Linked DNA regions of Homo sapiens: region 1 is linked to region 2. A link is a loop called in an ENCODE intact Hi-C map of the cell type or tissue named here. Cell type or tissue: GM12878. All regions are shown on one strand. Links, peaks and the distances in the headings refer to the core of each region. The heading gives the core; the rest is flanking DNA. Region 1 overlaps NHLRC2 (NHL repeat containing 2). Region 2 holds the start of LOC124902507 (a long non-coding RNA gene).

Evidence for each region. Peaks named below come from ENCODE experiments on the same cell type or tissue, not always from the same donor. Only the 100,000 strongest peaks of a DNase experiment are listed, where the experiment ranks them.
Region 1: a loop joins it to region 2, with 2.0 times the contacts of the local background. A loop is called at or near these places in 3 of 110 quality-filtered maps.

Annotation. Positions count from the first base shown.
Region 1 is chr10:113,871,354-113,887,665 of GRCh38, reverse strand. It overlaps NHLRC2 (NHL repeat containing 2), which reads right to left. Exons shown (of 11, transcript NM_198514.4): 3 at 10,690-11,145; 4 at 7,971-8,092; 5 at 3,286-3,415. Among named protein-coding and RNA genes, the nearest start is that of NHLRC2, 25 kb to the right of the region's middle. In GM12878, for the core only: no CTCF peak of the experiment used is centred there; a DNase peak (open chromatin) is centred at 7,735; H3K4me3 peaks cover 291 bases; H3K27ac peaks cover 3,367 bases.
Region 2 is chr10:113,954,753-113,971,064 of GRCh38, reverse strand. It overlaps LOC124902507 (a long non-coding RNA gene), which reads left to right and starts at 10,423. Exons shown (of 2, transcript XR_007062296.1): 1 at 10,423-11,599; 2 at 13,383-13,703. RefSeq lists enhancers at 75-134, 10,135-10,424, 11,901-12,401. In GM12878, for the core only: no CTCF peak of the experiment used is centred there; DNase peaks (open chromatin) are centred at 9,264 and 11,496; H3K27ac peaks cover 4,834 bases.

The DNA of each region.
Region 1 (16,312 bases), core at 3,672-11,671, 83 kb after region 2:
CAAGTAGCTAGGATTTTTACAGGCATCTACTATCACGCCCAGCTAATTTTTGTATTCTTGTATAGACGGGGCTTCACCACGTTGGCGAGGCTGGTCTTGAACTCCTGACCTCAGGTGATCTGGCCGCCTCAGCCTCCCAAAGTGCTGGGATTACAGGCATGAGCCACCATGCCCAGCCTTAGATATACATTTTCTTTAACCATTCATCCACTGATGGACACTTGGGTTGCCTCCATATCTTAGCAATTGTGAATACTGCTGAAATAAATATGGGAGTGCAAATATCTCTATGACACAGCAATTTAAATGCCTTTGTTAAGTCAGACTGATGGATCATATAAATATTCTATTTTTAGTTTTTTCAGCCACCTCCATACTATTTTCCAAAATGTCTGTATTAATTTACAATCCCAACAGTGTACAAAGGTTCTCTTTTTTCCGCATCCTCATCAACATTTATCATTTGTCTTTTTGATAAAGTCATTCTAACAGGTGTGAGGTAATATCACATCATTGCTTTAATTCTCATTTCCTTGATGATTAGAGATGATGAATATTTTCTCATATATCTGCTTACCATTCATATCTCTTTTGAGAAATGTTTGTGATACCCTTTCCCTATATTTTAGTTAGGTTGTTTTCTTGATATTGAGTTGAGTTCCTTACATATTTTGGATATTAGCCCCTTATTGGTTATATGGTTTGCAGATATTTTCTCCCAACCCATAGGTTGTCTCTTCATTCTGTTAACTGTTTTCTTTGCTGTATAGAGCTTTTTAGTTTGATGCAATCCCACTGGTCTATTTTTGCTTTCGTTGCCTGTGTTTTTGGAGTCCTATCCAAGAAATCATTCATTGCCCAGATCAATGCTGTGGAGCTTTTCCTGTTTTCTTCTTGTAGCTTTACCATTTCAGGCCTTGTGAGTCTTTAATCTATTTTGAGTTGGTTTTTGTATATGATATAGTCCAATTTCATTCATCTGCATGTGGATATCCAGTTTTCCCAACACCATTTATGGAACGAATTGTCCTTTCCTCATTGTGTGTTCTTGGCACTTTTGTTGAAAATCATTTGACTGTAAATACTTGGGTTTATTTCTGGGTTTTCTATCCTGTTATATTGGTTGATATGTGTGTTTTTATAACAGTACCATGCCATTTTGATTACAATAGCTTCATAGCTTGAAATCAGGAAGTGTGATGCTTCCAGCTTTGTTCTTTCTGCTCAAGACTGTTTTGGCTATTCAGGATCTTTTCTAGTTCCATACACATTTTAAGATAGTTTTTTTCTATTTCTAAGAAAAATCACAACACAGTTTTGATAGAAATTACACTGAATCTGTATAATGGTTTGGGTAGTATGAACATTTTAACAATATTAATTCTTCCCATCCATGAACATGGAATATCTCTCCATTTATTTGTCTTCTTCAAATTATTTCATCAATGTTTTATAGTTTTCTGTGTACAGATCTTTCCACCTCCTTGGTTAAATTTACTCTTAAATATTTACTTTTTTAAATGCTGCTGTCAATGAAATTGTTTCCATAATTTCCTTTTTGGATAGTTCACTGTTAGTATATAGAAACACTATTAATTTTTGTATGTTGATTTTGTAATCTTCAACTTTACAAAATTTATCAGCTCTAATAGTCTTTTGGTAGAGTCATAAGGATTTTCTACATATAAAATCATGTCATCAGCAAATAGAGACAATTTCACTTTTCTTTTCCCATATGGATGCCTTTTATTTCTTTTTCTTACCTAATTGCTCCTCTTCCCATAAGGAACCACTAGTATAAAAATGTACATTTATCATTCTTCTTACTTTTTAACTTTATTATGTCTGAATGGATCTCCCAATGCTTGTATTAAATGCTATTGTACTTGCTATAAAAGAAATCATATTGTAGATTTCTACATACAAAGAAATTATATTGTACATATTCTGTAACTTTCTTTTATCACTCAAAATATCCCTTGCTATATTTGTCCATGCTGCTAGATGTAGCTGTAGTTTGTTTACTTGCACTATAGAACAACTCATGTAATAAATAACATCATACTAAAATACGATTTAGCAAAAATAATCAAAAGTAGAGCAAATAAGGCAGGGAGGTAAAAGTGAAAAGTACTGGTGAAGATTTAGCCCTGAAATTATTTAGAATTGCTAATGCATGGTAATAAAATGGAGACTGAATTTTAGTTCACTGTATTAATATTTCAAAATTCTCTACATATGAAGTATCCCTTTAGTTGGATGCACTGCTCCTACTATACTATCCCCTTCGGTGAGCTATGAAACAAATTATGTTTACAACATACAATTCCATAAGTAGAATTCTCAAAAATAACCTACACAAAATACTTAAGTGTTAAGTGCGGGTAGTACTAGAAGTTCACTCATTTATTTTATGAGTATTAAGTGCTTCATAAAAGTTAATAACAACCAAAAAGTAGGGTGTTTGAATCATAATTAAATTGGCATCATAAAAGAAAGTTACCTCAAATGTAAAGCTTTTCAACTAAGCTGGTACTTATATACTCTTTAAATATATGAAGACAACACCAACCATTTAGTCCAAAATTACATTTTCGACATATTCTAACTTTGTTTACTCATCAATCCAATTTTAGACATGTAGATGACCATCTCAGTATCACTGAGAGCCAATAAAAAATAAAAATACTAATAAGAGTACTCCTGGACTTCTTTTAGTCAATTAATATAGATAATAAAGATAACATTAAGTTTCATTCATTATCAATGTCTACACAATTCACTAGGGTAAAAGTTTAAAGAAGTTATCATACTTTAATATAAATTTTTTAAATCTAAAGCAAAAGCAGCTGCCTCTTTGATTTCTTTTTCAAACTAGAGTATATAATGACACTATAAGTTCCTTATTTATGAATAAATTTATTTTTATTATTACTGATTACTGTTCATGAATAACCTTTTGAAGTTCTGATACTATAATCCTTTCAGTATAAGAAATTCAGAACTACATTAATTGGAGGGTGCATCTAATATATAATTCTTTAGAGTAACACATAGTCTATCTTATAGATAAAATATGTAATATATATAATACATACTCTAGTATATATATATCTATATTACTGCTAGCTTTGTTTTTACACAATTAACAAACTCTGAGGCATAGGTATAAAAGTATAAAATAAAATAACTAGTAATGGAATCCAAATGACCACCTCAAGAATATTTTTAAATCTTACATGAAGTAAAATTTACCTTTACATTTAATATCAAAAGTTCACATACCTGATGTTCCAAAAACTACATCCCAAGGGGAACTAATGGGTTGTTGTTCTCCTTTTGCTCCACCTTCTTTATCTGTACCTTGAATTCCAATACCAGCTACAGTGCTCACCTTCTCAGCTTCTAGGTCAATCTATAGAAATTCAAAGGATGGTTTTATGCAATGAATGTTACTTTTGCTTTTGTCTTTTGCTGTGTAAAGATTTTCAATAGTCAATAGAACATTTAGAGTGTATGTGCAGTACAAAGTTTTATTATGAAAAAAGGCCAATCAATTATAGAATGAACTTCTTATTCAAATGCACATAATCAGTCCCTTTCATATCCCACCTGTCCATTCCTCTACTTTTCCCCTCTTATCCCCATCTCCCATCATGCCTCCAGCAGATCTGGCATTGACCTCATCTTAACTAAACAAAAATTTTAAAATGAAATTTTAAAACACAATGTAGCAAAATACATGTTTCTAAAAATTAAATGCACATATTTCAGTTGTGCTCAGCTAGTAATTGACACACATTAAAACTTACATGTGCCAAGCACTAATCCAATAGTGAGCAAGCCAACCAGCCATCCAGCCATGCTCATAACTGTGTGACGATTTTAATATTTTAGAGAAAACTAAAACACAGATCATTAAGTAACTTTTTCAATGTCCCACAGTTAGTAAGTCAAGAATCTGGGACCTGAACCCAGGCAGTTCCATGACACTTTACGGACTTTACTTTATAAACTGAAAAACTAATGTATTCTACTGGGAAAATATGTTCTGCTTTCATCTCCTGAGACCCTCTCCCCAACAATGTATTGGGAAAATTTTCAAACACACAGGAAAGTTAAAAAATTTTTGTAACAAACATCCATATACCTACCACTGAGATGATATTCAATATTTCACTTAATTGCTTTATTGCACATTTTATCCAGCTATCAATAGACAGAAATTTTCCTTACTTCATAGATATCTTATTCCTCAAAGCTACAGCAAATATTAAACTTCTGGAGAAAATGTACATGTATTCCCTTTAAGATTATAAGCATGACAAGATACCCACCATCATTGCTAATGCTTAAAAGCAAGAGAGGTACTAGCCAGCAATATAATAAAAGGAAACAGGAAGTTTAAAAATCAAAAGGGAATTTGTTTTTGGAGACAATATGTTTACATAAGAAACAATCAAAAGATTTTGGCAGAAATGGACAAGCTGGTCCTAAAATTCTTATCAAATTGCAAGGGACCTAGGATAGCCAAAATAATCTTGAAAAAGAAGAAAGTGGGAGGACTTATACTTCCCAATTTCAAACATTATTAAAAGCTACAGCAATCAAAACAGTAAGGTACTGGCATAAAGACAGACAGAGAGATCAATGGGTCCATACATCTATGATCAACTAATTTTTAACAAGGCTGCTACAGCTATTCAAGGGAGAAAGAACAGTCTTTTGGACAAATGTTTCTGGGGTAACTGTATATCCACATGTAAAAGAATGAAGTTGAACCCCTACTTCACACCATATACAAAAATCAACTCAAAATGGATCAAAGACCTAATTATAAGAGCCATAACTAAAAGACTTTTAGAATAAAACACAGGGGTAAATAATTATGACCTTGGATTTAGCAATGGATTCTTACAACAACAAAAACATAAGCAACAAAAGGAAAAAATGGACAAATCAGTCATCATCAAAATTTAAAACTTCAATGTATCAAAGAACATGATTAACTAAGTATAAAGGCAAGCAGAAAAATGTGAAAAATCATTTGTAAATCATATATCTGATAAAGAACTTGTACCTAGAATATACAAAGGATTCTTACAACTGTATTATAGAAAAGACAACCCAATTAAAAATTTGGCAAAGAATACTGACACTTCTCAAAGATATAAAAATGGCCCATAAGCACAGGAAAAGGTGGTTGACATCATTAGTCATAAGGGAAATGCATATCAAAACCACAATGAGATGCCACTTCATATCCAGTAGGATGGCTAGAATTTTTAAAAAATGAAAAATAACAAGTGACGGTGAACATGTAGAAAATTGGAACCCACATATATTTCGAGTGGGAAGGTAAGATGGTGCAATTGCTATGGAAAATAATTCAGCAGCTCTCAAAAAATTAAACATAAAACATATAACTCTACAATACCAATTCTAGGTATCTACCCATGCCAAATAAAAATGTATGTCCATGTAAAACCTGTGTATCAATGCTCACAGCAAGATTATTCATAACAGCCCAAAATAACAAAATATACAAAATAGCCAAAACACAATCTAAATATCAATGGTGAATTGGTAGATAAAATGTCATATATTCACACAACAGAATACTATCCAGCAATACAAAGGAATGAACTACTGAAATGCTACTTCACACATGAACTTTTCATTATGTGAAATGAAAGAAGCCAAATACAAGAAAATATATATAATTCTATTTAATAAAATGTTTGGAAAAGGCAAATTTATAGAGACAGAAAGTAAATTAACAGTTGCCTAGGGATGGGAGGGGACAGGGACTATCTGTAAGTGGTCATGTGGGTTCTTACTTGGGGGATGAAATGTTTTAAAAACAACGTATGGTTACAGTTGCAAAACCTGTTAAATTTACTAAAAACTAGTGAATTATAGATTTGCAATGGGTTAACTTTATGATACATAAAATATAGCACAATAAAGTAACTAAAAAATATACACAGAACACTTACAAGATCACATACAAATAAAAACATGCATTAAACGTATCACAATGGCTGCTTATAGGTATGCTAATGTAAGGGGAGTGAGAGTTGGGGGTATGGGGAAGTAGGAGAATTTATAATTTAAATAAATTATTCTAAATGAGAAGGGTCTGCATGAAACAATGTTCGTGAGCCATGAATGAGAATATAATCAATTCAATCCTCTGCAAATGAGGTCTTAAACAAAAATAAAACACAATAAATATTCTTGTATTTTTAAAAGGAAAAAATTCCACTTTCCATTTCTGCAGACACCATATTAAGTCACAGAATATAAAACAATTTCAGGTAACCTAAATTTGTTGTGATTATACTTAAATGCATAAATATTTGAAATGGAGCACATGGTCAATACTCGAAAACCCATTAAGTTGTAAAGCAAGAGAAATGACATACAATTAAAAAAGAAGGACAAGTACTCCCTGAATGTTGCAGGCTGGCTATTTTACTAATTCAATACACCATTAGAGGTCTAGCCCCTCTGACGAATTATAGACACATACAACCCCAAAAAGATAATGATAAAGAAATATTAATCATTAAGAATTTAGTAATTTAAAAAACCACTTTTCCCTAAAATATACACCATGGAAACAGTCCTATAAGCAGCTCTGCCTATAAAGGGCTCTCTGGTCAAATAAGTTTAGAAATGCTGCACAGATATCCCCCCATTAATGCACTCAACAATACATTAGCATATTTAAGTCTGGAAGAAAGTCTGCAAGACTTTAAAAAACACATCTGCTTTAATGTATTAACCCACAAAATCTGTTTTTCATGTAACACTTTTATATTGAGGAATACACACTTTCAAAAGTGCTTCCTGAAACAGTATTATTTGCTCATAAATTCATCCAACAAATATCTGTTGAACACCTACCATAGGCCAGGTCTTTTCTAGGTGCTAGGATTCAGTAGTAGACAAAACATATTTCTAGCCCTCAGGAAGACTTACAGTACAGTGGATATTATTATATATTATATGTATTTTTTTCTACTATGTGTATATAAGTGAAAATATTGTCAAATAAATGAGAATAAATGTCAATACTGAAAGAAACAGTGAGAAAAACAAGGCAGTATCTGAAACAATGTATTTAGACAGGATGAGTATGATGAACTTGGTTACTTATTTTCCAAACACATGGCAACTTAAAGACCAATGGTTTAGCCAAAACAACCATCAGGAGGAAATGTCTGAAATAACCGAGTACATCTACAATGGAATGTGATACAGTCATATCATTCAGGTGACTAACATGCAAAAAAAAAAAGTTAGAAAAACCTGCAAAACATTATGTATGCATAGCATCATTACATTTGTTTAAAAAATTCTCTACAAAAAGGCTTTTTAATATCAATTTATTTTTATAAGAGTAGAAAATTTCCAAAAAGACACACACTTTAACAGTGGATGGTTACCTCTGGGAAACTGGAATTGATGGTCAGGGGACTTTTTTTTACCTTTATGTATTAGCTGACTTTTTAGAAATAAGGACACATAATAAAATCAAACAAGTTTTAAGACGAATTGGCTAATCAGTATTTCCAGCCAAAGCATAAAAGTTGAATAGAAGCAGGAATGGTAGGATTTTTTTTCTAGTTTGAGAAAATTCAACTGAAAAAGGACAAAGGATCATTGTAAACTAGTGGTTAGGAAGATACTTCAAAATGAGGAGCTTTTGAGTGATTAGGGACACAGCCTTGAAACAAGGGTTAAAAAAAGAACTGAATGGGGTTTTCTTTTGTGACAAATACATACTGACACAAATAGAAACAGGATACTTGAGAATAAAACTAAAGTACGTACCTCAAGAAAAGCAGAACAAGGACATTGACATACATAAGAATCACGCTTTAACTTCAAATATTTAATGTAGCAAATACATTTCCTTTTTCTGATTGTAAGTATTAAAACAAATTTAAAATGAAAATTACCTTTCTTATAAGGTGGTTTTCAGTGTCTGCCACATATATGATATTATTCATTATGGCTACACCCTGTGGAGAATTAAAAGTTGATTCTGAAAATATTCCATCTTTTCTTCCAGGGTTGGGTCCTAAAATAAGATAAAATTTGCCACTTAAGAAGTGATCTCAAGGTAAAACAAAACAAAACAAAACAAACTTGTATTTAATGCTGGGATTTTAATATAAAAAAATGGTATGTCCATCTAAAAACTAAAATGTTCCCCAAGGAACATTTTTCTTAAGAGTGAGTTTTGCTAATGACAGGGCTCATAGTACAATTACTAGTGCACTTAAGCATAGTAGTATATAGCGAAGAAAATAATTTTAAAAGCATTCTAATTATCCATTACCTAGACTACAAAGATTTAAAAATAACTCCAATTGTTCAACAGATGAATAATTTTTAACAATTTTGAAAGATATGCTCCTTGGATAATACAATGAAAATTATGAGCCCTTTCCCTAGAAAAATACACATGGCCAAATTGTTGTAAACAATCCCAGATCCTGAGGACCACTGAAGACTCTCAGGAGTCCAAGGACCCCAGATTAAGAATCCTTCTTATCTACTATTTCACTTTGTCAGAAAGTCCTGCGATATATCATACACACTGTAAGAGAGAGTGATTCTAGTCCACCTCTCAGTTTTTACAATTCATGTAGAGTTTCAAGGGTGGAGAATATAACACAATAAAATGTAACTATTATTTCCATGGCCAGCAGACAAGCCATTCAAGGCCTCTAAATCAGCAGTTCAAACTGCTTTGTGGAACTCCATTGTCCTAGGCAACCATAAAAAGGTAGTGTAACAGAGTGGCTAGAAAACAAACCCAAGGCCTGGCACAGTGGCTCACGTCTGTAATCTCAGCACTTTGGGAGGCCGAGGCAGGCAGATCACTTGAGGTCAAGGGTTCAAGACCAGCCTAGCCAAAACAATGAAACCCCATCTCTATTAAAAATACAAAAAATTAGCCAGGCATGGTGGTAGGCACCTGTAATCCCAGCTACTTGGAAGGCTGAGGCAGGAGAATTGCTTGAACCCAGGAGGTGGAGGCTGCAGTGAGCTGAGATCATGCCACTGCACTCCAGCCTGGGCAACAGAGTGAGACTCCATCTTTAAAAAAAAGAAAACCAACTCAAGAGCCCAATAGACCTTGTCTAAATCCCAAGTCTGTCTCTTTCTAGCTGGTGATTTGGGAAAGTTCTTTGTGTCTCAGTTTTACTTCTGTAAAATGGAACTAATTACCTAACTCATAGCATTGTGCAGGCAAAAATGAGTTCATACAAGTAAAATGTTTTGAATAATGCCAGACATATAGTGTCTACTGTACCTACAATTGTTAATAATACTATTATTGTGTTGATATTGATAAGAGTTCCCTGAAAAAAAAGGGAGAGTTCTGTGGTTACATGAGATTGGAAAATATTGTGTACTATACCCCCCCATAAGGAAAATTAGGAGAGTAAAAAATTTGGGAAATATTATGATACCATCACCAATAAAAATCTGATAACATTAAAAGTGTTTCCTGAGTGTATCTGACCAAAGAATTCTTTTTTAAAAATTAAAGAATAACTGTATCAAAAGATAACAGTATTTCTAGAACTATGTTTGGGTAGTGTAGCTTGCTGCTGGTTTCTCTTTTAACAAAGAATATTCACCTACACTATTTTGAAAATCACAGAATCTATTAACTTTTAAAACCACTTAAATTCAAACTGCTACAAAAGACACTTTTTGAGTAACAATTCAATTCTCGTAACTGCCTGTCATAAATCAAAATACCAAGTAGCCAAAACAAAACAAACACCACAAAACACAACACATACTGTATCTTGGTATATTAAGAATAACATCAGGGCATAGGACCACAACTAGCTTTTTTATATTAGGAACACAGACATTTCTACTTTATGTACTAATGCTGCATATATTACTAAAGCAGGATTGCAAAGAAATGAATTACTTTTGTCTTTGACTAACATGCTGTCAAATGTCAGCTCAGTTTAGATAAGAAAGATTAATAAGAATGTACTCAGTAGAGTTTATTAATTATGTAGATGTAACCAAGAGGTAGTTTTAGATCTAAGACCAGGGAGATATAGAACAAAATGATCTACGCTTGCATGATACTCATACTCTGCTACACCTATTTCTATTCTGGAAATAGATCCAGAAACATGTTCAAGTTCTTATGGAAGAAAGGAGAGAAAAGTAAAACTATGCACAAATTCTAGCTTATTTATTTTATAAACTACATCTCAAGTTCATGGGGCACTGACATGATCTTTAAAAAGATACGGCTATATTTTGTTGGAAAGTGAAACATAATACTTCTACTTAAAACATCTGAAATCCAAAACGTATGTTTTCATAAGAAACAGTAAGTACAGCAGTTTAAAAAAAAAAAAAAAGATAGAATATACAAATATACCTAAAAGCTGAACTATTTCCTCTTTTTGACCTGGAGCTTTTTCAGTGTTTTTGTTTGTTTTATGAGGGAGTGAGAAGAGGTTAATTCAGACATCATATTAATTAACAAAAAATTTTTATTAGGAAATTAAGTCAATGTATATCACTTTTCTATAATTAGTTTTCATTTAGACATTTCAACTTTTATATTTACCTTGAACTATTTTTTTACTGTAAAACACGTTATCTATCGTAATCAGAAGCAAGTTTTACCTCCAATGCTATATTGAATTTGTCCATTCTTCCAAACGACCAAAATTCTATGATGTCCAGTGTCTGCTATTACCAATCTATCAGTAACTTGGTCTACTGTTACTTTGCCAGGAAATAGCAATGGTGAAGGTGGCAAAGAATCTTTATAGAGTTTTATTCCAATTTTATTATCTCTGATCTGCCCCCTGTCTTTGTAATACTTTAAAGCAATTGAAGTATATAAAAATAATTTATCTTTGTGTCCCTCTCCAATCAAAGAAAACAACATGTTTCCACGAGGTCCAAGTATGACTAGAGTTGGCCAGCAGGAAACTTCTAGTTCTTGCCAAAGGCTGGCATCTGCATCATTAACCATAGGGTGGGTGATGTTGTATCGAAGAACAGCACTCTTAATGTTATCCAGGACTTTTTCATTTGGAAACTTAGCCGAGTGAACACCAATAATAAGAAGACCATCTGAAAGGAAAAAATTATATGTTAAACATTATTAAATATTTAAGTTTGAATATCATCATCTACACATTAGGTTTTGGATCACAAATATTAAAAGTCCATAGATTAAAAAAAAACGAAAAGTAGAACTACGCTGGGATCTTCAACTGCATTTTAACACACATAAAAAACTAACAAATTTAAATCTCATAACAATCTTGATTACTACATAAAAACACACATGATCAAATTCATATGGCTATTGCAGGATTAAAACTTTTTTTCTTTTATTTAGATAATGCTATAAAAATTATCTTTATTTTTTTAATAAATGTTGAAATTTTTTCCACCTATAATAAGCCCCTTTGAAATTCAGAGTTGACTATGCCTGCTTTTGGGAGGTATTTATTGTTGTATCACTGTCTTTTTTTTTTTAATCTAACTTTACATTACAGATTAACAGAATAAATATAAGCAAGATGTTTCCATAATATAAGGCTTTTGATTTATTTAAAATTCCTATTGTATGGTTCTTAGAACAAGCCTTTCTGTAGACAGAACTGCTGAAAACATACTTCTCTTATCTAATCAATACATTATTTCAAGAAATTAGTACCAAAAAAAAAAAAAAAGTGTTTGGCTGGATTCAGTGAAAAAATTCAATATTGACTACCAAAGTAGTAGAGATAATAACAGCTAAGTAACATTCAAATCTCCCAACACATCCACCAAAAACTACTCAAACCTGCAAGATGAACAAATAAAACCACACAAATCAGGAGGTATAATTTCCCAGCAGCTCATGCTTCTATTATAACTATCAATTCCGAATCAAAACACAGACATGCATGCTTGAAGACACACCCTGCTTGAAGATGGAGAAAAGTAAACCCGACCAGATAGATTGTACAGCAGGGCCAAAACTCAGAAAAGCAAATGACAGAAGATCAAATGACAGAAGAGTGAGCTGCCAATTTTATTTTCTTTTCCAATCCTTTTCCTAGCTTTGTCCTGAGAGTGGGTTCCAGTTTTGGAGCTGTATGGAGAGCCAAAACTCCAACAGAAATCCCACTGCAACTCTAGCCCAAGAAACCACATAACCTGGACAGTGTGGGAGAAACCCTGAGGAGAACAGCTGGGGAAGGTGGCTCCTTATTTCTGAGTATGAACACTCAGAAGTCTTTGTTTAACCCCTAAACTACAGTACAGGGAACAGATTTTAAAAAGTGTAGCAAATGCTTGGGGAGCTGATAACTGAATAACTGGGTTTACAGAAGGAGCGAGAGCTGATGGAAGATGAGACAGAAGTTATAATTTGAATTAAGAGGGTTGATGCCTACTAAAATAAGGCTACCAATGTTCCCTACAGGACTATAACAGAACCCAGAGTTCACATATCGTCACATTCCAACGTCCAGGATACAATAAAAAATTACCTGATATTCAAAGAAAAGAACAAGGAAATATGGTCAGTTATCAAGGTAGGGGGCAAAAAAAACAAGCAACAGATACCGATGCCAAGATAAAGCAGATGTTCGACTTACCAAAGACTTTCAAGCAACTAGATAACTATGCTCCATGAGGTAAAGAAAAACACAAATGAAGTAAAAAGACAGGAAATAAAAACAGAGAAATGGAAATTATAAAAAGTAACTAAAAATGTTAGAACTGAAAAATACCACAAGTTCACTGGATGATCTCATTGGCAAAAAGGACATGACAAAGAAAAGGTTAATGAACCTGAAGACAGCTCAACAGAAATTAATCCAATCTAAAGAACATAAAGAGAGAAAGAAGATTGAAAAAAAATAAACAGAACCTCAGGGACCTGTGGAACAGTTTCAAAATATCTAAATAAGTATACTGGAATCCCAGAAAAAGTGAATAAATAAGATTGGGGCAGAAAAAAATAACTGAGTAATGTCCCAACTTTCAAAATTTGATTAAATATATAAATTTAGAGAATTCAAGCTCAACACACACAAAATAAAATACATTAAAACCATGTCTAGACACATCATAAACAAACTGCTGAAAATCAAAGGCTAAACACACACACACACACACACACACACACACACACACACACACACACACACACAAACACATGCCTTGAAAGCAGCTGGGAAAAAAGATGCAATGAGGAATGGTTGCCTGGGGGATGTGGGTAAAGGTGGTGGGGAGGAGTGGGAAGGACTGCACACCTGTTACCTTGGGCAAGTTACTTAACCTGTTCATCTGTTTTCTCATTTGCAAAACGAGGAAAATAACAGCAAATGCCTTATAAGTCAGGTGGATTAAAAGAGATAATCTGTGTAAGGCATTTAGCATAGTACCTAGTGTAGAGTAAAATTTCAACAAATTTTGCTATAATTATTTTTTAAAGTTGTAAGTACAAAGATTAATAAAAGATAAATGTAAACATTTATAAATATCAGAAGAGATTATGAAAATAAAACAGCAAAGAAAGTGCATCATGTTGATAAACACAACAAATATAACCAAATACACATAATACTTGTACATTACCAGTCATATGAATAAGTACCAATGGGCTTAACTCATTATTAAAAGAAAAAGATTTGGATAAGTTCTTTACATAAAAGATACATCTAAGAAAATGTGAATCAGAAAGACTAAAAGTAAAGGGGTAGAAAAAGATATGCAAGGCAAATGAAAGCAATAAGAATATAAGGGTTGTAGATCTCCTCCTTCCGCGTCTCTAATTTCTGGGCCAGATGAGTGTTTTGCTCCACTTCATCATCTAAACTAAAGCTTACATGGGTTTCAGTTTATCCTTGCAAGTTCTAGTTCATGTTTGCACGTTCTTTCTGGTTTGCCCTTGTTCTCTGCTACTTTATATCCATCTTTCCTTCTCAACTGCCTGACCTGCCATCAGGAGATATAATTTGCCAGTAATTACAACTTTAATTCCAAACCAAAGCACAAGAACATACGCACACACACCTCTGCTTGAAGACTGTGAAAAGTTAGTAAACTTAGGTAGGTTGCAGGAGCACACAAAAGCAACAGCCTCACATATACTAGTTAGCCATGTAGCTCCACAATAACATAAGGTCAACTACCTATAATGAATTCTCTATTAGTTCTCTCATTATTATACCCAGTTGTGCTTCTCTGATCAAACTATGACTAATATACCAAAACTCTACATCTTAGTTTTGGTGTTAGCTCTACATGTATAAAATCTCCATCCATCCATTAGCAGTTTCCCTACTCACCCATGGTTCTCTAGCTCTCCCTATAGTAGATTCACCAGAAAGGGCACATGTGCACAGTATTCTCTGAGTTTTGGGACATTCAAACTGTTTTTCTTTAACCTTGATTGATTCTTGAAGGACAAATGGTTGGATATAATCTCTTTGGTTTATGGTTTACACTCATTAAGATTCCTGAAATGTCACTCTACTGTTGCCTTGCTTTGTACGTTATTTGTGAAAAGCATGGCCAGTCTAACTTACATGTCTTTGTAAGTTACGTTCTTTGTTTTTCAATGTTTAAAGTATAATAATTTTACTAGGATACTTCTTGGACTGTTCTGGGTCAATCACCCCCGGTACCTGGTAGGCCCTTTCAATATGTAGATTCAAGGTTTCTTTTCTTTCCAGAAAGTTTTCTTGGATTCTAATTTTAGATATTTGTTCCAGTCAGCTGTTCTGATTTTCTTGAAGGTCTCCAAGTAGTCTTATGTTGGACCTCCTCTGCCTGTTTTCCAATTCAATCATTTTTTTCTCTAAACCTTTTAACTTTTTTTTTTTTTTTAGCTCATTTTCATTCTCTGGGGTTTCCCTCCCTGCTTTTAATGCCCCTTAATAAATTTTTATACAAATTTATTGTCCCTTGGTCAAATTTAGTTTTCATTTGTAATACAATTTTGAATTTGTCTTCTCTTTTCTGGATTCAATTAACACTCATTTCCCTGTTTCTTTTTTGTCCATTTCTTATTTTGAAATTTCTGATTCAAGCTGTTTTTTTTTCATTATTCCTAAATGCTGACTAAGGATATTTAATCCAGTATGAAGCAAGGTGTTACAGTTTTGTCAATTTTGTATCAGCATTTTAACTCTGAATTGCATTTTCAGCTTCTTTTGCAGTAGTTTTTATATAGATGTGATCTGCTTTTTTCTATTCCTGTTCATTTTGCGAATAGGGTTCCTAGTTTGAGAGTGCCCTCTTCTGACAGTTCCCTTTTTCTGGGCAGTTTCATTGATGAATAGCATTGGTGTAAGGAGGGGTTGATATATCTTCTTTCTCTTTTGTTTCCATTAGAACCTTACCTTTTCCTTCATATACGCTTTTTTCCCTTCAGTGGCCTATCTCCAAGGGAAACCACATCTTTCTTATATAGCTGATTATCTCCCAGGAGCAATGCTTCTCTGAGGCTTCAATTCCTTGTCCTGCACTCTTGTAAGAGCTGGTGATATGGTCTAGTATGTCCAAACCTGTGTTCAGTATTTTATACTTTGTATTGGAGCTTCTCTTTCTGGGGGTAAGGAGACTATTCTGTTTGTGCGTTGTCTAAATACTCTGAACCACTCTGCTTGTTCTCATGGAGTCTTTTAAGTCTCCCCTACACTTGTTCTTGGCATCCACAGACTTACAGCAATAGAACCTTTATGGGAATTTAGTTTATTTCTGAACTTCCATCTAATGTCAAGGCCATGATATTCTCTGTCTCCTAGTATTGTGAAATGCAGGGCCAAGTGAGATTTTACTTGTTCTCCCCTTTTTTATTGTTTGGAACAGAGGGGAGGGACAGTGGGGAGATTCAAGATCAGGTAGCCACCATCCTCCTCCAAACCCAGAAGTAGCACAGATAGATTCTTTTTAATCATTAGGTTTATTGACATATAATTACTTACACTAATCTTTCATACTTTGTTAGTTGATTAAATAAACTAAGTATAAAACCAGAAACTGGTATAAAAACAGAAGTACAGTATAAAATAGAAGTATTTCCAGTAGTATAAAAACAGAAGTACTTCCAATACGATAAAGAATAAGGAAAAAAATGCCTACCATCTCTACTATTGTTTAACAATAAATTGAGGTGGGGCGTGGGGGATTAGCCAACATAATTAGACAAGTGAAATCAATTAGAGGCATAAGACTGAAAAATTTCTATATGGAGCTATAACAGTATATCAAGAAAAGTCCAGAGACTCAATTA
Region 2 (16,312 bases), core at 4,546-12,545:
AGGCCATTGCCTCTGCACAGATCTTGTAACAAGACAAAAGGCCTTCAGCATTTACTCTGCTGCAGATCAGGGTGTAGAATCTTCTGAATGAGGTGTCATAGAGTCTGATAGCCCAGACATCAGGGCCTAGCCCCAACTTGAAAGTCAGTCTGGGCCAGCTTCTAGCTCAGCTAAACTAGGAGCAGAATGGAACTTCAGAAGATGTCTGAGTCAGCTTTCTTATTTTATATTGGGGAAAGTGAGGCCTGGTGAAGGGAGGTGTTTTCCCCAAGGCTTTGTGGTTGCTGTGTTAGTCCATCCTCCAACAAACAGACTCCAAGGTAGGAGTCAACTTACACAAATTTTATTAGAAAAAACACCTTGAGTGTGGGAAAATGAGGAAGTAACAGGAAAAGACCACAATATTAATCTGGTCCCTTTAAGCTTAGGAGGAGAGTAGCAAAGGCTCTCAAAGTTGTTAGCCCAGGATGCTTGACTATCCTTTGATAATTTATCTTAAACCTGACCATACCTTTGCAACAGTCTCTTCATTAAACTTTCTTCCATTACCTCATTTGAGCATGACGTTTGTTTTTCACCAGGACTTTGATAGATACAAATACTTTGATCATCAGTCAATACTAGAGAGTTTATTAATTAGCATAGGGATTTTTAGAAATGCTTTTTATTTATATTGGTGAAATGAGTGGTGTTTAAGATATTAGAATTAGTTGGCTAGAAAGAATGTACAGGCACCTCTGCCCTTGCGTAAATATAAGAATGTAGGAAGTTTGACAGCTTATTCCTTCTGGGTTACCATTTGGGCCTAATATCCACTTAATTGTTTAGCCTAGGAATCTTGACTGTGTCTAGACGGTTGAAACTTGCCAGTAGAATATTCTTGCATTTGCCTCAAGAGAACCTTTTATGCCAGGTACTCATGGAGCCCAAAGGCAGATTGCTGGGACCTTGTGGAATTTCTAGGTAGGTTGGTTGTTGTGGGAAGTCAGGGACCCCAAATGGAGGGACCAGCTGAAGCCATGGCAGAAGAATGTGGATTGTGAAGATTTCATGGACATTTATTAGTTCCCCAAATTAATACTTTTGGAATTCCTTATGCCTGTCTTTACTGCAATCTCTAAACATAAATTGTAAAGATTTCATGGACACTTATCACTTCCCCAATCAATACCCTTGTGATTTCCTATGCCTGTCTTTAATCTCTCAATCGTGTCAGCTGAGGAGGATGTGTATCGCCTCAGGACCCTGTAATAATTGCATTAACTGCACAAATTGTACAGCATGTGTGTTTGAGCAATATGAAATATGGACACCTTGAAAAAAGAACAGGATAACAGCAATTGTTCAGGGAATAAGAGAGATAACCTTAAATTCTGACCACCAGTGAGCCAGGTGGAACAGAGCCATATTTCTCTTCTTTCAAAAGCAAATGGGAGAAATATCGCTGAATTCTTTTTCTCAGCATGGAACATCCCTGGGAAAGAGAATATACGCCTGGAGGTATACGCTTATAAACAGCTCCCCCAGGTGCGCCTGCCTCTTATGGTTGAGGCTGCAGGGGTCAAATAGACCCCAGTCTCCCGTAGCGCTCCCAGGCTTACTAGGAAGAGGAAATTCCCACCTAATAAATTTTGGTCAGACCAGTTGATCTCAAAAACCCTGTCTCCTGATTAAGATGTTATCAATGACAATGGTGCCCGAAACTTCATTAGCAATTTTAATTTCACCTTGGTCCTGTGGTCCTGTGATCTCACCCTGCCTCCACTTGCTTTGTGGTATTCCATTACCTTGTAAAGTACTTGATGTCTGTGACCCACACCTATTCGCACACTCCCTCCCCTTTTGAAACTCCCTAATAAAAACTTGCTGGTTTTTGCAACTTGTGGGGCATCACGGAACCTACCGACATGTGATGTCTCCCCCAGACACCCGCCTTTAAAATTTCTCTCTTTTGTACTCTGTCCCTTTATTTCTCAAGCTGGCCGATGCTTAGGAAAAATAGAAAAGAACCTACGTGAATATCGGGGCAGGTTCACCGATAGTTGGTGACTGTTTTATTTCTTTGTTGTGTCTTGGGCCTGCTGGGTTATAATAGTTAGTCTGTGTGTCAGAACTTGGCTGGGACTTTTGGATTCTGGGGTGAGAGACCTTTAGCGCTCCCCTACCTCAAACTATTAGAAGCTACCAGTACCCGAAAAAACAACTTAATGACTGTGAACATTTAAGCTGGCTTAGATCAGACCACAACATAGAGCAGCACTCTCTCCTCTCTTATCAGGCCTTTCCAAATCCTGCACATCCACAAAGATCGACATGGGAGAAGGAAGAAAGAGCTTTGCCATGTCTTATGAAACACTGGTGTGGGTGCCTCGCCTGGTAGCTGATGGCTCTTCTCACAGCAACTCCGTTTTCAGCGACAGGCTCTTATTTACTGTTGGGGCCACAAGTAGTGTCATGCCTTGTTAACTATATTTATAAATGCAAATCCCATTGCAAGAAACCTCCAGAGAAAGATCAGATGCCTAATATCCTCCAATCCCAAGAGAGGAAAAAGGCCCAGGGCGGCTGAGACACTTGTCCAAGGCCACTCTGTATTTGGTGGATAGAGGCATAACTGGAGCCTGAGTTGTCCACCATGGCTGGTGTGCTGCGTGCAGCTGAGCTGGCTTCTCGGAGAAGCCTTGTATGGTAAGTGAAAGGGCAGGACCTTGTGTAGGCACATTCATCAGTTACCAAGCATTCACCACATAGTTACCATGCACCCAGGATGGGGCTGCGTGGGACAGGTGAAGAAGAGAAAACGGTCCCTTTCCTGGAGAGTATACCGTCAGCTCGGGGAGCTACAATTCACACAACACAGTTAACAGCAACATCCTAGCTCACTGGAGTGGGAGTAGCTCTAAGAACACAGGAGCACAAAGGAAGGTAATTCAGATGGTGGTTAAAAGGTCTGCTCAAGGCCGGGCGCAGTAGCTCATGCCTGTAATCCCAGCACTTAGGGAGGCCAAGGCGGGCGGATTACCCTGAGGTCAGGAGCTCGAGACCAGCCTGGCTAACATGGTGAAACACCATCTCTACTAAAAAATACAAAAATTAGCCAGGTGTGGTGGCACATGTCTGCAATCCCAGCTACTCAGGAGAATCATTTGAACCCAGGAGGCAGAGGTTGCAGTGAACTGAAATCATGCCATTGCACTCCAGCCTGGGCTATAGAGCAAGATTCTGTCTCGAAAAAAAAAAAAAAAAAAAAAAAAGTTCTGTTCCGACTCAAACTCAGATAGGCCTAGCTCGAATCCTAGCTCTCCTGCGGCAAGTCACTTACTCCTCTTAAACCTCCCTTTGCCCATCTTTGAAATGGGAATAACAACAGTACCTCTGTCATAGGATGGTGAGAATGAAGTAAGATCTTGCCTGCCAAAGTGCTTAGCAGAGAGCTGGCCAACATGATAAGTGCCCTGTTATCTAAGCTAACATCAATTACTTAATTTGTTTACTAATCAAAACGGAGAGGAGTGCCATACGCATACACCTCGCTTCTCACTGAATATCACCATGCATATGGTATTCCAAAGCGGTCCATGCGGGGGTAGAATAACCCTGAAGAATGCTAATTAGATGACTGGCATGATCTGCCAAGTAAACATGATCTAGAAATGGGATTAGCCAAGGGTCAACCAATTATGGTGGGATTAATTGGCTACTGATTTGTCAGGGGTGACCGGGCGCATCACACGGTATTTGGGGAGCAGTAATCACCTGCTTTCCCACACACTTGTTCAGTTTCAGCCTTTCAATCCGCCCCCGAATGCAAGCACAGTACTGAAAGTGACTGTGCTTGTTTTGAGAATTGCCTTTGCAGAGCAACTACCATGCTGCTATGCAGAAAAGGATTAAATTGTTCTTAAGATTTCTGTTTGCTAATCTCTTCACTAGCTTCACAAACACCCCAAGGTCATGTTTAGTACTAGATCCATCTACAATAATACCATTAGGGCAGAGTGTACTCCTGTCCCTGGGTTCTTCATGAGTTAATTAAAAAGGTGATCTATAGGCTTCTGCACAGAAACGGAAACAAAAAGAGAATGTCTTTCTGTAAAGCAGAATGACAAACATTTCCATCTAAGGAAAATTGAGTCAAAGTTCCAGAAGCCTGAAGAGGTAACTTTGTCTCAAAAGCCAATATGCCTTTCATCTGAAAGATGTTTTCACCTAGAGAACAAAGCCTTAATCGGGCACAGACACTGCAAGGTGCCCACTGGCTTAGAATCAATCAGAAATTCAACATATTCAACTTGGCTCATAATCTGACCATTAACACATAGAATTACAGTTGTCTTAGCACCTGCAATGTTGGCTAACCTGTGGCTTTTTCAACCAACCTATGAAGTGACACCAATTTAACCAAGGAAATAAGAATGAGATTTACCATGAAGAGAAATTCCATCATCCCTGATTTGCCTTGAAAGCTCTGTGACAGACCGTCCACTTCTAAGGAAAGTGTAGCCTAATCTAGTCATCAGCTTTGCAGTTTCTCCTGGGAACCCTATTTGCTCAGTTACCTAGAAGAAGATTAACATGAACTTTAAAAAAATCAATGTAATAATCACTTTGCACTCACAAGAATGGCAACTATTTTAAAAAAACAAACAAACAGAAAAAAGCGTTTATAAGAATGTGGAAAAATTGGAATCTTTGTGCACTGTTGATGGGATTATAAAATGAAAAACAGTATGAACATTCCTCAAAAAACTAAAAATTAGAACTGCTATATGATCCAGCAATCCCACTTTCGAGTATATATCCAAAAGAATTGAAAACAGGATCTCAAAGAGATATTTGCACACCCATGTTCACTGCAGCATTATTCACAAGAGCCAAGATATGGAAGCAACTCAAATGTCTACTGACAGATGAAAAAGAAAATCTGGTATCTGCATATAATGGACTATTATTCAGACTTAAAAAAAGGAAAGACATCCTCTCATTTGAGACAACATGGATAAACCTCGAGGACATTATGCTACGTGATATAAACCAGTCACAAAAAGACAAATACTGTATGATTCCACTTACGTGAGGTATCTAAAGTAGTCAAATTTATAGAAACAGAAAGTTGAATGGTGGTTACCCAGGGCTGTGCGGGGAGGGGAAGGAAAAAGGGAACTTGCTTAATGGATGTAGCGTTTTAGATTTGCAAGATGAAAAAGTTCTGGTGATCCATTGCACAACAATGTGAATATATGTGACACTATTGAGCTGTCCACTTGAAAATTGCTAAGCTGGTAAATTTTATGCTATGTGTATTTTCAAAAAGCTAAGATGAATGCACAGATGGAGGAATAGATAGATGGTCAGATAGGTAATGAAGCAATCATAATGAAATATTAGTGCTGGAATCTAGGCAGTGGGTATGTAGATGTTTATTGTAAAATCCTTTAAACTTTTTTTGTGTTTGAGTATTTTCACAATAAAATGTTCGCAAAGAATAAAAACTCAATGTAGTAATTAATATTTATACACACGCACCCCACATATGATAGCTATACTATATATGTAGCTAATATTTGTAATTATAACTCATTTTTATTAAAAAAAGAATTAAACCTCTCTGAAAGAGTAAAATATTATAAAAGTAAAAGGACTCTTCTTGCTCAACATTTTTTCATCAGCTAAAACATGTACATTGGCTTTTAGAAAATCATTTGGGTTAGAAGGGCTCTTCAGTGAATAGCAACTAACCTCTGCTCAGCCTTCTTTGACCCCAGTTCTGCTGCCTGAGCCAACTGCATTTCATCACTTCCGTTTATTTGTTTCTGGAGGTTATTTCTCTACCTTTCCCTGACATGCTTATACCACTGCTTCTTATTTCACCAACTTCAGGTATTGTCTTTGACTTCCTGTCCTGAGAGATGTGACTTTGGCCCCGAGACACCATCCCCCACCTCCCCACAGCTCATCAGCCACTTCACCCTCCTCCCCATTGCCTTCTCTCCTCTCCCTTCTCCCTGTTAAATGCACGACCCTGAGTTCCTCCGCCAGCTATCTCTGCAACTTCAAATGCACACCCAGACCCCTGTTTTTTGTGCCATCAATTATCCATATCAACTCTTGGTTCTCTGTTTGTAAGGTGAGGATTGTGGTATTTCCATCCTCCTCCATACTTCCTCTCCCACTTGCCTTCCCCCAACAGACTATTCACTATGCCTTTACTTTTATATTCTTTTATATTGTTACATCCATTTGAATATGCCAAAGCAAAACACCAAAAACCCTATAACAACTCCATGTTGAAAAATCTTGTTCTAACATGGTGAACAAGCACACTGCTAAGAATATTAAGCCCCTCATGAACACCCGGACAGTTGGGTATTAGCCACATTTGCCAACATTAAGCTCAAAAAACAGGTGCCTCACTGCTTTTATCCTGGGGAGGTAGATAGCCAGTCCATCAGGATCCCTAGTGGAAAAAAGAGAAGAGGCATTTCACAAACTACTATGTTATTAAAAAAAGAAAAGAAATAAAAAAGGTACCACATCTGCTTTGCATGCTTTCAGGGTCTGAAAGGCCTATACAATTGCATTAGGTTTTTAAAAATGAGATTAAAGGAATTAATGTAAGATAGAACCATAATGGATTATTGGAGGGAAGGTAGGCACATTTAGGGGATGTTCTTGGCCTTTCCGTTTGGCTGACCTATCCCAAAACTTTTCCTCTGGGTCTCTATCAGAGACATGGCAGTAACCTGGATGGACCATAGGCACGAGTCCTGTAGCCCATTCCTCCCGAAGCTGCAGCCTTTTTCATCCTGCCATGTATCTGAGTTATGCACGTGCCTTGACACCTTCACTAAATCATATATAACTTGAATCCGGGGACTCAAGGGTTTCAACCATCTTTGTTTTCTTCTCCATTACTGTCACTGTGCTAGAGCCCAAGTCTCCTGAAATGCGCCCTGGAGCCTTGCTCAAAGATGTCAACCCAACATGCTGATCAGGTAGCTATTTTGTCTGAAGCTGGTAGTTCATGACAGGCTCTGACATGTGCTGAGCTTGCTCTGTGCCCTGCTTCCCCCAGGACATTGCAAATGGCTTTCTCCTAGGACTGTGTGTCATGCTTTTGGAGTGTGACAGCCTCAAATTGCTCTGTGACATAGTTAATGAAGTAGAGAACACCTCCTATTTTCTTTTTTTTCTTTTTTCTTTTTTGACCGGGGGAGAAAGCACAAATTCAGAGCAATTTCATGCCTTACTATAGTCGTGTGATAGTTTGCTGCCATTGCTAAATTGAGCTTGCATTGACCTCTGCTAATTCCAAGTCTGGAATCCTGGCCTCTACTTGACTATGATCGGCAGATAATGGCACCAGAATGATGCCCACCTCCTAATGTCCGGAACCTGTGAATATGTTACCTCACATGGCAAAAGGGATTTTGCAAATATGATTTATTTTAAGGACTGTGAGATGGGGAGATTATCCTTGATTGTTCAGTGGGCCCAATCTAATCCTATGAATCCTTCAAAAGAGAGGAACTTTCCCAGCTGTGGAGAGAGGAAGACATGACTGTGGGTCAGATGGATGCAACATGAGAAGGACTTTACCTGCCATTGATGGCTTTGAAGATGGAGGAAGGGGCTATGAGCCAAGGAATGTGAGGGGTTTCCAAAAGCTGACAAGGGCAAGGAAACAATTTCCAATTTCTTCCCTCGAAACTCCATAGAGAAACACAGTCCTGCCCACACCTTGATTTTAGCCCAGTGGGACCTATTTCAGCCTTCTGACCTATGGAACCGTAAGATAATAAATGTGTGTTATTTTAAACCACTAAGCTTGTTGTAATTTGTTACAGTAGCAAGAGACAACTAATGTCCTGCCATAGTCTGGACTGATGTGTCCTCAAAGATATAAAAGCAACCAATTCCCCACAGCTACTAGGCACTTGAGAATTGCTTATGAATTGCATATGGGGAAATCTCTGCTACTTGGGACTCTTGCAAAATATGTCATGGTGATATATGAGTTTTTCCACAGAGATGAGGGTTTGCCTGTTTAGGACCCAAACATTTTTTATTTTAAACATTTTGTAAGATAGATATATATATATATACATATATATATATATATAGAGAGAGAGAGAGAGAGAGAGACACTGAGTCTCACTTTGTCATCCAGGCTGGAGTACAGTGATGTGAAGTAGTTCACTGCAGCCTCAAACTCCTGGGCTCAAGTGGTCCTCTCGCCTCAGCCTTACAGGTGTGCACCATCTCTCTCAGCTAATTTTTTATTTTTGTGTAGAGATGGAGATCTTGCTATGTTGCCCAGGCTGGTCTAGAACCCTGGGCCTCAAGTGATATTCCTGCCTCAGCCTCCCAAAGCACTGGGATTATAGGTGTGAACCATCGCACCCGGCCAGATGAACATTTTTAATCCATAGGAAGATTAAATTCTGTCTAAATCATATATATGTATTATAACTCCATATATCTCTCCATATTTCTCTCCATATATATTTCATCATATATACAGAGAGAGATTATGTTCTTATTATTCCTTTCTGCTTAAATGGAGTACATTAAACTTTATTTAACATTTTTGTGATATGTGGGAGAACTTATTTTGGGCACTAATTATTATCCAATACTACATCATTGCCCTTGGCGATGACTGAATTTCAGAAAACTACCACATATTGCAGATTCTCTGGAAAGTTCCCAATTTTAGATTCTGTCCTACTTTCCTTATTCTTATCAGACTACTTTTCCTGATAAAGTGCTCAGGCACCATGGTCACTTTAGTTGAAAGTCTGCTTGTCTTCACAATAAATGTCCTCAAACTACCATCTAACAGGGAATCCTAAACCATTCTGTTTGCCTCAAATACATTAAAAAGAAATAAGAATGGTTTGTAACTTCCTGTTTGTTACTTTTCAACCCTGATCAATTATTTTCTGCACAAAATTTTTAGTTAGGCAATGGACTATTAGGATACTGACATGGTAAGACTAGGTCATTTGAGGCCTTGAGAAGTCAGTTGACTTTTGCGTCAAGCAGCTGATTTGTAGCAGCAGGGCCACGATGAAAACTCAGAATCCCTTAGTTTCTGTTCTTTGACCTGGTAGACCTACCAGCCTGCTTTCAGCTTAAGTAGCAAACCCTGCATTTCTCCCAAGGAACCCTTTAAGCCAGACTGCAGACGTCAATCAAAAAAGCCAGTGTGATTACGATCTCCCTTCTCAAAATAATGCTTCCTTTCTAAACCCAGTCTCCGAAGATCAAAACCAAAGTAGGCCTCCAAACTCTAACCACAACCGTCTTCAAAAGTTATGGGGAGTCCCATCTCTTAGCAGTCTAGCTGCAGCTGCTGAAGTCGCCACCTGCTCAAATGACTGAGACAGGAAGCTCCTTTCCAGGGGGTGCCATGGCTGGAACCAGTTTTATACAAGAGGACTCCTAGCTTCTTGGTCCCCGGCTTCAGACTTATTTAATTAGCTGAGACACTCCTGTGGTTGCTAATCACTCTTAGTACAAAGAGGCGTCAACAAGCCTGTGGGTTAAAAGCAGGTCTCTTCTGAGTTTACTTAGCTTGGTCTAGAGAGAGGTGAGTGAGTGAGTGTGTGTGTGTGTGTGTGTGTGTGTGTGTGTGACTGCGTGAGCATAAGCTGTATGAGATTGTCTATGCGGGACTGTATTTGATTGTGGATGATCGTGTGTGTGCACACATGCATTGTGTGTGCATGTGGGCATGCATGTGCACATGCTTCTGCGTGTGGTTGTGTGTAGTTCTCTGAGTGTAAACTTGTGTGGGATTGTGTACGCATGTGCATACCTGCATTGTATGTGCTTGTGTGCAAGTAAGTGTGTTCATGCACACAGCTAAAGGAGAAACAGAAAGAAGGGCAGGATAGAAGCACAGAAGGAAAAGACAGGCAACAAGAAAAGGCAGAGAATAGACATGTGGAGGCCAGATACAGACAGAAGGAGTGGGTGCAAGGAGCAGGGAGCAGGGAAACAAGTGACAGGGCAAAGGTGGAGAGCAGAGGGCGGGGAAGCGAAGAGAGAGCACAGGACGTAAGAAAAGGAAGGACTCAGCGGGGTGAGGCCTTAGCCATTTCAGGCCTTAAGAAATGCCTCGTTAGGGAGGCAGGTGGACTCCGAAGCTTCCAGGAGAGTGACGTCATCCCCTTGTCATTTTTCTGTGTCGACATCACAGAGTCTGCTGTCTTTGTGTCCTGGTGGTTCTCATCACCTAGCCTGGGCTCTGGCCTCAACCCCCATGGCCCTGGGAGATGGTGCCATCCAGTCATATCTGAAACCTCTTTGTTGGGCCTGTGGTTTTATTTTTTCTAATAACGTAGCAACATCAAACAAAGGAAGTCACGCTTGTCCTTTGCCTCAACAAGGTAAATAGTCGCTGCCCCAGCTCAGGTGCCTCCCTTGCAGAACACACACAGGTGGGGAAAAGGGCTTGCAGGGGGCCTTGGGCTTATGGGGATAAAGAGGCAGGAACTGAGTCTGAGAACAATAAAAACCAGGCCTGGCACTTGGTGTGGAGCAGTGACCAGGGAGAGGACTTGACCTGGGGAAGGGACAGGGCTCCAACAGGAGCCTTCTGAAGCGTGCGGGCCAGGAGGCCAACTGCATAGGGTGGCGAGAAGGACCCAGGACCCACCCCCCGTGGCTTTCCCTTTCAGGTCTGAGTCTCTCCGTGTGCAGAAGGAGGATTGCATTGGCTCAGTGCTTTCCAAAGTGCTGAGGGATTCCAGGGGCACCCACGGAGCTCCCCTGGGGCCTGTGGACGGGGGTGGGTGAGTGAGCAGGAGTCAGGTCTCCCCTCTGCACTGACCTGAGCTGCCTCATCTTTACATTTTACTTTTATTTAAAGACTGTAAGCCAAAGCCAGTGTGAAGCCTCCTGAGCTGGCTGATCTCCACATCCCTGCCAGCACCTTATGACCCACCATTCTACACTGGTGGAGGGGGGCTTATGTTAGCGCTATTGGGACCCTGGGACAGAGTTGACAGTGAACTTTGGCAGAGGAGGAGGTACCTTTTTCGTGTGATTAGGGAACCTGGATTCTTTCCCTGGCCCCAGCACCGGATGTGTACCCCAAAGAGGCTAACTCCTTGGGACTGAAGCCCATCTGCCCACAAGATGCAGGAGTTTGAAGGGTGCACCCCACCCTAAAGGGCACAGTCTCATCACCCTGAATTTCTGGGTTGGGCAAACCACTAGTTGACACAGTATTCAGCCATAAAGAAACAGAGAAGCTACTTCCTTGAAATCAGTGCTACCTTGATAAGTATAAATCCTGCAAGAAACCAAGGAGAAACCCATATGAGATATTAACTTGTTGGGTAGAAGGTCAGGTTCACGTTTCACAGGATGACAATGGCTGTGCTGTGACCCAGCAGGCTCTGTTGTATGTGCCAAGGCCTCCCAGCTGGTCTGGGCCAGTTCTGTCCTTCCACGCCTCACTGGGAGCCACCCATTTTGTCAATAAGCAGCTGGTATCCCTCTGCTTCTTAGTCATATGTCATTTATAGACTCCTGATCTGCCCCCAGTGTCACGGCCGTTGTAGGTTCTGGAAGGAACAGAAAGCAGGTAACTGACAGAAAAACCATCCACCCTCGGTTGAGTTCTCTTTGAGTTTTTCTCTTGGATTTGGGAGCTGGGGGCGGAGGGTGCCTGCCTGTGTGCTGGGGGTATGGGGAAAGGCATTCACCACCAGGCTGAAAAATGACCAACTGCTCAAAAGCCAGGTGGATAAATCTGCCAATTCAGTGAAATCACATCCTGTTCCATTCGGAGGGGACAGCAAACACAGATGCACACAGCGGAGTAGTAATTACATCTCAGAAGATGCTAAATATTTCAACGCCTGTCTGGTGCCGATTCTTATTGGAGGGAATTTTCTGGTGTTGGGTTTTACAGGCAGTAAAGTTGTGTACTGAGTTATTTTTCTCTACCTCTCAAAAAGCACTGTGTCCATATTTTACCATGTGTCAGGTAATATGGAAGTTGGCTTTATGCAAATCATTAGTTACCTTAAACCACAATCTCTGTACTCACACTGGAAAGCTCTTCCCTGGAGTTGTCTCTTTGCTGGGGAAAACTCTTCATCACTGGATGGTCGTTTATTTCTGTTTCTAGGAGCAACCACTTCAGATTCCTAGCGTGTGGGTGGTTTGCACGCATGAGTCATGCAGATGTTACGTTCCCCTGAAAGAACCAGCCAGATCTTTTACCAGGCAGGGACTTTGTCCCAAGCTGCTGTGACCTGGGAGGTTAGCCCTGCTACTGCAGCCAGAGGCTAACTGTTGAGGAGGCACAAAGGCCAGCCCCCTTCTCTGAAGGACGGTGTGACTGCCCTGTGGAAATGCCCCAGCGGCCCTTGGGCCTCAGGTCACAGCTCGGCTTTACCCAAGATCCATCCTTGCTTGGCCCGTCCTTCCCTAATGCTCGTGGAGGTTTTTCCTGAAGGGCGCTCCCTGGAGAAATCACATGCCCCGGAATCCCTGTCTTAGGCTCTGCTTCTAGAACCTGAACTAAGACAGGAAGTAGGCCCCTACAGCGATGGCCCTGAAGAGCCTGGATTCCATGGTCTTTTACCTGGTGTCATAAATGGTTCCCCCAAGTCAGTCCAGTTTCTCTAGTTTCCCTGAGAACTTTGCCTGTGGCAGAGGCAGATCACAGAGGCTCCACTCCAGCACAGAGCAGGGAGACAGCAGGTCACACCACTGCCAGTTGAGTGCTCTGCCAGTTGATGGCAACTTTAGTAGGATGGATTCTTCCTAGGATGCACCTATGAGGCAAAGTGTTTTGTCCCAAGGGTCACAGGCTTACAATGATGGGCAGAGAGAAACCCATTTGCTTTGTGCAGACACCTAAAGGACTACTGTGAACGGGCTCTCCCTTACCAGGCTACTGCTGTCATCTGAAGTTCCAGTTTTAGAGATTTAGTTCTTGGTGGCACACAACTATAGTTCTAGCTACTTGGGAGACTGAGGCAGGAGGATCACTTGAGCCCAGGAGTTTGAGACCAGCCTGAGCAACATAGTGAGACCCCCTTCTCTATATTTTTGTTAAAAAGAGATTTAAATCTTTATGTTGAAACACAATCTGACTTATTACTGTGTCAGCCATTAGCAGTTTCACGTGAATTAATTTGTCCCAGAGTCCAGTGTGACAGCTGGTCCAGGCAGCATTGGATGGGGGCAGGGAGGAAAGTTAGGGCCAGAATAGAAGTTTGGGTGAGACGCTCATGCCATGGACTGGGGCAATGTGAGAGGCCACAGCCAAGGTCTGCCCTTTTCCCAGTTTTGCTGATCACAGTGGTAGTGAAAAAAAGATCCATTTTTAACGATCCTCCTTTTCTATTTCGGAGTCATACACAGTGATGGACACATAGCAGGACTTAAAAATGCTTGCTCTGCAACACGAAGACAACGACTGAATGACCCCACTTCCATGAGGTATCTAGAGTAACCAAACTCATAGAAACAGAAGCTAGAAGGCGGTTGCCGGGGTCCAGGGGGAGGAAAATGGAGAACTGTTGTTCAATGGTGATGGAAACGCTTTGGAGATGGGTTGTATAACAGTGTGACTATACTTAACACAACTGAGCCGTGCACTTAAAAATGGTTGATGGAAGCCCTGAAACTCTGTACGTCTATTACGCATCATTAAAAATATTGCTCAAAAAATAGTCGATGGCAAATTTTATGTTATGTATGTTTTACCACAGTATAACATTTTTAAACAGTGCATGCTTTTCAAAGACAATTTGGGCTTTTCATAGAGCAGATCCTCGGGAACTATTTGTTGACTTACTTGCAGAGCACATTCCTTTGGCAAACTCCCAAACCTAAGAGAAAGGCTCAAAAAGAAATAAGCAAAAAAAAGCATAAAGGCCCTGAAGCCCTTCAGAAACCTGTTTCCAAATTCTTCCAGATTCCAACTTCTCCCCTACTGAGGCTGTTCCCAAACCTGTCTCCACACGCCTCCCACTCCAAACCCAACCCTGCCCTGGCCCTGCCACATTTCCAGATTCTCTGTTGCTTCCCTCCTTTCAGATTCTACTTTTATCTTCTCAGATGTTAACTCTTTCCCCATCCAAAGCACAAAAAATTAGCCAGGCATGGTGGCATGTGCTTGTAATCCCCACTACCTGGGAAGCTGAGGTGGGAGGATTGCTTGACCCCGGAAGGTTGAGGCCGCAGTGAGCCGTGATTGTGACCATGTGACTGCACTCCAGCCTGGGTAACAGTGTGAGACACTGTCTCAAAAAAAAAAAAAATTGATTTGTCGTTATCAGTCCGTTTTCACGCTGCTGATAAAGACATACCAGACTTCGGGTAATTTATAAAGAAAAAGAGGTTTAATGGACTCACGGTGCCAAGTGCCTGGGGAGGCCTCACAATCATGGCAGAAGGCAAAAGGCACATCTTAAAGGGTGGCAGGGAAGAGAGAGAACCAAGCAAAAGGGGTTTCCCCTTATAAAACCATCAGATCTCGTGAGACTTTTTTACTACCAGGAGAACAGTATGGGGGAAACCTCCCCATGATTCAATTGTCTCCCACTGGGTCCCTCCCACAACACATGGGAATTATGGGAGCCACAGTTCAAGACGAGATTTGGGTGGGGACACAGCCAAACCATATCACTTGTAGAAAAAGTAATGCTTCAAAGCCTTCAATAGGGAATTGATAAATACATTAACTAACAAAGGAATACAACCAGCTATTAGACAAATGAGAGAGATCTCTGTGTTAGCAGGGAAAGATGATAAGGAAGACAAGGCAGGATATAGAAGAGTGATCCTCCCGCTTTGACTTCTCAAAGTGCTGGGATTGCACCATGCCTGGCCCTGTGGCAGACATCGAAAGGGCTGCTGTGAAGGAACTCTCCCTTACCAGACAACAGCTGTTATCTGAAATCCTACTTTTAGAGACTTAGTTCTCGATAGCACACACCTGTAGTCCCGTCTAAGCTGGAGACAGAGGCAGAGAATGGCTTGAACCCAGGAGTTTGAGACTGCAGTGAGCTGTGATAGTGCAACACGGGGCTGTGCTGTGAGTCCCGCCTACCCCTCCCCAGAGTGTAATCCAGGAAGATTTCCAGAGGAGCCTTGAGAGCTTTGACAATGTGTTAATGCCATTGGGAGACCCTGAAGGCTGGCCTCTGTCTCCATGGACTGGGGTCTAAGTGCTGTGAAAAAAATCTGAAGGCCGGAGAGGACTAAGTGTTTTGGAGGTGCTAGGGAGCTGCTGGACTGGGGATTCCCTGCTCCCCACATCTGCGGGAGCAGGAAGGCAGCTGTAGGGCTACTATGGTCTGAATATTTGTGTGCCTCCAAATTCATGTTGAAACTTCATCCCCAAAGCAACAGTATTGAGAGAGGTGGTGCCTTTAGGAGACGATTAGGCCATGAGGCTCCACCCCTCAAGGATGTGATTAGTGCCTTATAAAAGGGCTGAAGGGAACTAGTTAGGCCCCCCTTTTTGCCCTTCAGCCCTTCTGTCGGGGACAGAGCATTCGTCCCCTCCAAAGGACGAAGAGACAAGGTGCCATCTTGGAAGCAGAGGACAGCCCCCACCAGACATAAACCCACTAGGGCCTTGATCTTGGGCTTCCCAGCCTTCAAAATTGTAGGATATAAATTATCATTGCTGATCAATTACCCACTCTGTGGTATTGTGTTAATAACAGCAGGAATGGACTAAGAGACCATGATGTGTCTGGTCCAGGAGGCCCCAGCTGTGGGACACTGGGGGGTAACCTGGAAGTGTCTCAGGTTGACGAGGGGGCCATTGGGGATGGAGATGTATTTGCCCCATCAAGGGAACTCCCCCTCACAGGGGAGAGGGGCCAGCGGGGGATTTCTGAAAAGGCCCTGCAAGAGCATCAGCCTTAACAGTCTGCCAGAAACGGGAGCAGGGCCCAACTTGGGATGCCCCATTGCAATAGGAACTGTCTTCTGCCTCTGCTTCTCTTTCTCTGATGCCCTTTGACCCTCCACCTGGCAAGCAGTCAGGAAGAGAGTAAAGATCAGAAGAACCCATCATGCTTCCCACCCAAAAATAGTTCCACCCTGGGGAGGGAGGGAAGACATTCCTTTTACTGAATTGAGACTATGTTTGGGCCTTCAAGAGACTGCAGGAAGGCCTGAGTGATGCAGGTGCCAGCGAAGATCACCCTCACTGGATAAAACTTGAAGACACCAAGAGAGGAAAAGTCAAATTGTGTTTTGATCACAATCCAAATGTCAAGCTAGTTTATGTAGGTTTTCATGTAGATTAATTTCAGAATAATTG